2 separate regions of the Mus musculus genome follow, and region 2 is linked to region 1. A link is a contact called in ENCODE POLR2A ChIA-PET data. All regions are on one chromosome and are shown on one strand. The core of a region is the stretch at or near the end of the contact, and the rest is flanking DNA. Distances in the headings are between cores, read along the strand shown. Region 1 holds the start of Ski (ski sarcoma viral oncogene homolog (avian)). Region 2 holds the start of Pex10 (peroxisomal biogenesis factor 10).

Region 1 (3,757 bases), core at 870-3,369:
CTGTGCCCAGGCCAGTTTGAGGCCCTGGGTCTTTGAGGGGGAAATTTCTCACTTCTTCACTTAAACTGTCCTTCAGGGTCTGGTTTTGAATCCTTGTGTCAGCCCTTTTGTTATATGTTAGCTACTTTGGGTGACACTCTGCAAGATTGCCTTACTTTGATCCCAATGTATAGCCAATATATGGAGGGCCAGTGTAGTCCTACTCAGGCCGTAACCTAGATACCTGCTATGCACATGGATACTTGGTTCCCAGTCCTGGAGGATGCAGGGTAAGGATCATAGCAGCTGCCAGCCTGAGAATCACAGAGATCTGCTGTCCAAGCTATTGGCTAATGGCTGGCTCAAGAAGGGCCAAAAGCTACTAGACGCAGCTTCTTCAATATAGGATTACGTTCCTAAGTTCCCACCTCACAGAACAGGGTCCAGTAGACAGATGTTGCTGGTACCTATATCACTGATGAGAGGCTGGGTCACAGTTCATGGGGTAGTCGGTGTTACCTGCCAGTGAGTGACACAGGGACTCTCCATAGCTGTACCTCCTCTGCATCCCTAGGTCATGCTGTGAGCTCTGCAATCCTGTGTTGTTCTTGAGTGTGGAGTTCTGTATATCACTACACATGGAAACCCAGAAGTACTTTGGGCAGTCCTGCTCTGAAGACCTTGAGTGGTTCTTTGTGCAGGCACATGGGTTTTTGAGCTATCTTCTCAACATAAGAGTAACCTGGCATGAGTGTTCTGTGGTGTCCTTTATGTCACCTGGAATGCGTGTTTGTGTTGCCCCTATCATATGGGGGTAGGAACTTCGGTTGTGTGGCGACCCTAGGGTGCTTTGAGACGTTCTTGTATCAGAACCCGAATGTTTTGTGGCATCCTTGCTATGAGGAAGGGAACCTGGGTTTTGTTTTGTGGTGTCCTTGTTATGAGTGTCTCGTGGAGCACGACGTCCAGCAGTGTGGGGAGTGAAGGTTACTTCACAGTGTCTACCTAGAACGGGAACCCCGGGATGTAGGGCGGCAGCGGCGCAGATCTACTGCGGACCGCCGCTCAGCTGGCCTGTGGTTGTGGCAGGGGCCTTGTGGGTTTCGGGGGCCCCAAGACCGTGGTGGCAGCAGGACCGGAGTCTTCCCAGCCGCGCAGGAAGCGGCCTCGGCCGGAAGGGGGGCCCCAGGCGCCTCCGCTGTGGCCGCCTCCAGTGGCCTCCACAAGGCGGGGCCGAGCGAGACCGAGTAGGGCCGAGCAGGGCCGAGCCGGTACCGAGTAGGGCCGAGCGGGGCCGAGCACTGCCGAGAGGGGCCGAGCTCCGGTACGGGGGAGCCGAGCGGAGTCGAGCTGTGGGCGGACAAAGCCGAGCTTGGCCGAGTCCGGTCCGGGCGTAGCCGAGCGCCACTGAGCCCGGGAGGGGGAGCGCGCGTTCTTGGAAGAGCCCGCCCGGAGCTGGTCACATTCCTGGCCCGCACTCCGGCTGAGGCGGACGCACGGCAACAAACAACGCGGGAGGCGGGGCTGGCGCGGGCGGGGCGGGGCGGTACGGGGCGGGGCGGCGCGCGGCGGCGTGAGCTCAGCTCCCGGCGCTCAGTCCGAGCCGGAGCGAGCCGCCGGAAAGATGTGCGCCCAGTGCGCAGAGCCCCGCGCCGCCGCGGCGCTCTGAGGCCGCGGGCCAGAGGCGCCTCCGCCGTCCCGGGAGCCGCGCGCGCGGGCCAGCGGGCGGCCGGGAGCCGGCAGGCGGCCGCGCGGGCGGGCAGGCCGCCAGGGGCCGGCGGCGGGCGCGACGCGGCCGGTCAGCACCGCCGGGACGAGCCGAGCGGGCGCCGCGCGGTGGGAGGAGCGGGGCAGCGGCGGCGCGCCGCGCGCGCGGGGGGCCCGGGCGGCGGCGGGCGCGGCGCGGGGCGCGTGGATGTGGCGCCGGGCCCGGGCGGCGGCGGGCTCCAGCGGCGGGACCCCTTCGCCCCGCCCGCCTTCGCCTTCGCGCCCCCGGGCGAGGCCGAGGCCGGGGCCGTGATCGGCCGTGAACCGGCGACGGGGGGCGGTCGTGGCCGCGGTCGCGGGCGGCGGCGGGGTGCGCGGGGCGGCGGCGGAGGCCGTGGGGGCCCGGGCGCACGGGAGCGGGAGCGGCCGGGGGAGCCCGATCGCACCATGGAAGCTGCAGCGGCCGGCCGGGGCGGCTTCCAGCCGCACCCGGGGCTGCAGAAGACGCTGGAGCAGTTCCACCTGAGCTCCATGAGCTCGCTGGGCGGCCCGGCCGCTTTCTCGGCGCGCTGGGCGCAGGAGGCCTACAAGAAGGAGAGCGCCAAGGAGGCGGGTGCGGCCACAGTGCCGGCGCCGGTGCCCACTGCCGCGGAGCCGCCGCCCGTGCTGCACCTGCCTGCCATCCAGCCGCCGCCGCCCGTGCTTCCCGGGCCCTTCTTCATGCCGTCGGACCGCTCCACCGAGCGCTGTGAGACCGTGCTGGAAGGGGAGACCATCTCTTGTTTCGTGGTGGGAGGTGAGAAGCGTCTGTGCCTGCCGCAGATCCTCAACTCGGTGCTGCGCGACTTCTCACTGCAGCAGATCAACTCCGTGTGCGATGAGCTGCACATCTACTGCTCGCGCTGCACCGCCGACCAGCTGGAGATCCTCAAAGTCATGGGCATCCTGCCCTTCTCCGCGCCCTCCTGCGGGCTCATCACTAAGACGGACGCCGAGCGCCTGTGCAACGCGCTGCTCTACGGCGGCGCCTACCCGCCGCCTTGCAAGAAGGAGTTGGCGGCCAGCCTGGCGCTGGGCCTGGAGCTCAGCGAACGCAGCGTCCGCGTGTACCACGAGTGCTTCGGCAAGTGCAAAGGGCTGCTGGTGCCCGAGCTGTACAGCAGTCCCAGCGCTGCCTGCATCCAGTGCCTCGACTGCCGCCTCATGTACCCGCCGCACAAGTTCGTTGTACACTCGCACAAGGCCCTGGAGAACCGGACCTGCCACTGGGGCTTCGACTCAGCCAACTGGCGGGCCTACATCCTGCTGAGCCAGGACTACACGGGCAAGGAGGAGCAGGCCCGCCTTGGCCGCTGCCTGGACGACGTGAAGGAGAAGTTCGACTATGCCAACAAGTACAAGCGGAGGGTGCCCCGGGTAAGTGTCCCCGGGTCTTGGGGGTTGGCAAACTATGCTCAAGGTGGGTGGGTGGGGTCCTTCTGCTCTGGGTCCTCTGGGTTCAAAAGGTTGGGGCTCGTGGTTCGACCTTATCAGGCCTTGGGTTGATTTGATTTTAGAAAAGTAGGGGGCTTGTCGGTCTCTTGTGGGTAAGGCCATCTTCGTGTTGTCTGAGCGCTGCTCTTATGGAGTAGAGTAAACGGGAGAGCCCTCTCGGGGCTCATAGCCCTTGACCATTCAGGCTAAGCTCTGAAGGTCTGAGAAAGTGGCAACTTCAAGCTCTGGGAGGTTAGAGTGCCTGGACCTAGGCTGTGACTTTCTGGCCCATATCACCATGGGACCTTGACAGAGTTGTCCATATGAGAATGAAGCTTGCCCCTTTCTCTCTTGTGGCTGGGATGCTTTCTTGCCTGTGGTCCTCAGCTGAGTATCCATGCATGTTTACTGCCTCTCCTGTTTTTCCTTTAAATACTGGGGCACAGACAGCTAAAGTGAAGCTAGCTAGCTGTCTTGGCAGAGACTTGGCACTTGCAGCCCCTGGTGTCTCCTGTTTGTGCACGTCGAAGGCCACTTTGGCGTGGTCAGCGGCCTGCCGGAGTTGCTGATGGTCTGCAGTTTCTTTGGTCTCACCCAT
Region 2 (3,757 bases), core at 388-2,887, 160 kb after region 1:
TAGCCTGAGGATTAATACACAGTGATGAGGGTCCAGGGACAAGTTTCCGGGCCAGCCTGTGTCGTCGTCCCCCCTCCAGCCTCACCAGTCACCCTGAGACCTAGCCAAGGCCAGCACAACTTCTTGTTAAACCCACTGTGGCCTTGCTGTGATTTCACCATGTCACAGAGACGGCCACTCTGGAATGGGCCTTGCATCTCCTGTTGGTTCCTACTCCCTTAAGTCTTTATTCTGTTTTCCAGTCCTTCCTCTGCTGAACTCATACCCCTGTCCAAGTGATGGGATCCGATCTTGTGGCTTTCTACCTTCTAGATGATGGCTGAGTCCTAAGTATCAGGCATACATACCACTGCTTACCTGACGCTGTCACATGGAGTCAGAATAAAAAGCCCCCAAGCCTACCCATGGCTTGCAGCTAGCTTCTAGTACTCCACCATGCAGACGATGAATCCTGACTTCCTGTTCCTGAGGCCAGCCCTGTGGAGTACCTTGTGATCTTTCCATGTGTCTCACCATGACCCTGCTCGTACCCTTCCCCCCACTCGATAGCCTCTTCCTTTTTATCTGCCTCGTACCCCATAAATGGAAAAGCCCATCCTGCTGAGAGAAAGTCTGGGGCAGTGAGTGCCCTCTGGCCAGTATCTTCCTTCCCGGAAACAGAGACTAATGCAGGTGATTTCCAGGAGCCTTCAAGCATCCCCTCCAGACCTGGGTGGGTTGTGGGCCCCTCAGTGCCCAGGACCTGCCGAGCACAGACAGCTACCTGCAATTGTGGTGAGGCCAAAGTAGGCTATGTCCGAGAGCAACTCGATCTCTTTCCTCCATTCCAGCCATTTCTTTGCACCTGAGAGAAGAAAAATATTAGCTCTAGAGAGGTGAAGTGGTTCTCTTAAGATGACTCCCAGCCGGGTAGTGGTGGCACACGCCTTTAATCCCAGCATTTGGGAGGCAGAGATTTCGAGTCCAGACTGACCAGAGTGAGTTCCAGGACAGCCAGGGCTACACAGAGAAACCCTGTCACTCCCGAAGGGCAGGTAAAGTCCAAGTCAAGTCACTCCTAAGACGACCCTCAACAACTCGTCTCTCCCTTCACCTCCTCTGCTGCCCTTGGTGACCGGAATGTCTCCGAGACGAAGACCGCCTCTTAAGAAGCCCCGACTGTAACTGTCTTGAGTCAGGTACTGTCCTAGAGACATGGAGCCCAGGAAAGTCTAGGTAGTGCTAACAACATAAGCCAGAGGCGACCTGTTTAGTATCAAACCTCGGCTCTCTGAAATCCCAAATCCCTGCCTGTGTGATCCACGTGTCTACCTATGAGAGTAATGACGTTAGGTCCACCCTGTAGGGGCGTCTGGAGAATAAATGGGCAAATGCTTGAGAAACACTAAAGCAGAGACCTGCAATGTGGTCAGCAGTGTGTACCTCTGTTTTGATCCCCGCTTTCCAAGCAAACTCTGGAGCTGCCGCCTGTCTGGGTGCCCGGAACGCTCACCCGCTAGGCTGTGCAGCGCTTCACCCGCCGCGCTCCGCAGGCCTCCCAGGTAGTACTCGTCCTTCTGCGCTGCCCGGATCACTTCAGGGGCACCCGCCCGCGCCATGGCCCGAATCGCAGAGCTCGCACCGCGCCTGCGCACCTCGTGGGCGGGGCCTGTGACGCTCGACGTGCGTCCGTCGTGGGGCTGAGGCTGCGAACACCACGCGGGCGAAGGCGGAGCCTAGGCGTGACATCTGTGGAGGCGGAGTAGTGGGCGTGTCCACGACATAGGGGTGGGGCTACCCGGGGAGGGGTGTGGTCTGTGCTTGGAGGGTGAAGCGGCACAGTGAAGTGGCGGGTAATGACAGGGAGGAGGTAGATACCTAGTGGGTAGGACCCCCGAGAAAGCTCAGCCTCGCAGATGTGTTTTTGGCCTGATTCAGGTTCAGTTTTCTGGCAGGAGGTACGTGTCTCTGGGCTGCAAAAGTGGATCTTTTGGGATAGCCACGTGATTCCAACGGACTGCTGAAGGCTCCAGTTGTTGGAGTTCCTCCCTGCCCATGCCCTGGTTTCTTCAGCTTGGGTTGGGCAATCCCAGATAGCACCTTTGACCACTGCTAGGAGGCAGTCACGGCTCATGCAGAGGCATGAACTTCTAGCCAAATCAAATGTGACAGTTTGAAATGTAGATTCTCTGAAGGCCCAAGGCCGCTTGTGCTGGAAGACTTTTCAAACTTGGAAGCTCATTTCTACCATAACCATGGGGTATGGCCTGTTCTAAGTGTCCCCGCCTGGACTGCTCCTTACACGCGACTGCTTTTTTGCATTCTCTTCTCTCAGCCATGGGGAACAAGACCAGAAACACTATTCAAGTATCTGTTGTTCTCAGGGATACGGCCTAAGTAAGCGTCTCTCTCCGTGGGCTTAAATCCTAGGCACAGCGGTGCCTTGATCCTCAAGTTCTTCCTTTGTGGGCTCTCAAGGATTCTTCCTATGGGACAAAACCCAAGATGGCCAGCAGGTGGAGCTATCAGCCCATCTTTTCTACTAGCTTGGGCTGCTAGAGCTTGTTAACCCAAACAGATCCTGCACAGATCAGGGAAACAAGAGGCTTTTCAGTGAGGAGAGAAAGTGGAAGGGCAAGATGAGTAGTGACATCATTGTAGATCAGTTCTCTGGATTCTCGGATGACCATGTGGCCTGGAGTCCCCCTTTGCTTCAGTGTTTCAGGGTTCCAGAACTCTGCGGTGGAGGTAGAGCGAGAGCTCTTGCTTACGGAAGGGGCATACGGCCCTTGCCACCTCCCACCCCTTGCCTTCTGAAGCACAAGGATCCTAAGACTGAGCCTTGTGACTTTCTCCTTGTAAACTCTTCCTCCTGCTTCAAGGATGGAGGACAGAAAGGCCAGGCTCCTGTTTCTCTGTGTAGCCCTGGATGTCCTGGAACTCACTTTGTAGACCAGGCTGGCCTCAAACTCAGAAATCTGCCTGTCTCTACCTCCCAAGTGCTGGGATTAAAGGTGTGAGCCACCACTGCCCAGCTCAACAACTAATTCTAAAGTCATACACGCTGTGGGTTTTGTTGTCCTGCCTGATGTCGTTTGCCAGCTCTGGCCACTCTGTTTTCTTTTTTTTTTTTTTTTTCTTAAAGATTTATTTATTTATACGTAAGTACACTGTAGCTGTCTTCAGACACTCCAGAAGAGGGAGTCAAATCTCGTTAAGGATGGTTGTGAGCCACCATGTGGTTGCTGGGATTTGAACTCCGGACCTTCGGAAGAGCAATCGGGTGCTCTTACCCATCTCACCAGCTCCTAAAAAACTCTTTATTTTTATGTTTGTGAGTACATTGTTGCTCTCCTCAGACACACCAGAAGAGGGCATCAGATCCCACTACAGATGTTTGTGAGCCACCATGTGGTTACTGGGATTTGAACTCAGGACCTCTGGAAGAGCGGTCAGTGCTCTTAACCACTGAGCCATCTCTCCAGCCCCACCACTCTGTTGTCTAACTCTATTAAGTTAAATTATATTTATTGTGTTTGTGTTGTACGCATGTGTATATATTCATGTTTGTATATGTGTGGGCATATGTGGATATGTGGCATGCATAAGAGTGTGTGTGTGTACGCCTGCAAGTGTGGAGTCTGGCAAGGACGATACCTGGTATCATCTTGGATTGCTCTTCCACCTTCTTCTTTGGAGCAGGTCTCTGAATCAAAACCAGGACTTACCCACATGGCTAGTCTTATCAGCTAACTTACTCTGGGATCCTCCTTCCACG

Evidence for each region. ChIA-PET counts read pairs that join two places held with the same protein, here RNA polymerase II (POLR2A).
Region 2: POLR2A ChIA-PET joins it to region 1 with 10 read pairs in embryonic stem cell. The contact joins the promoter of Pex10 here to the promoter of Ski in region 1. POLR2A ChIA-PET finds 5 or more read pairs at or near these places in 2 of 5 experiments (Patski and embryonic stem cell).

Annotation. Positions count from the first base shown.
Region 1 is chr4:155,220,897-155,224,653 of GRCm38, reverse strand. It overlaps Ski (ski sarcoma viral oncogene homolog (avian)), which reads left to right and starts at 2,119. Exons shown (of 7, transcript NM_011385.2): 1 at 2,119-3,102. The coding sequence starts at 2,134.
Region 2 is chr4:155,064,910-155,068,666 of GRCm38, reverse strand. It overlaps Pex10 (peroxisomal biogenesis factor 10), which reads right to left and starts at 1,637. Exons shown (of 6, transcript NM_001042407.1): 1 at 1,493-1,637; 2 at 764-844; 3 at 1-4. The coding sequence starts at 1,598.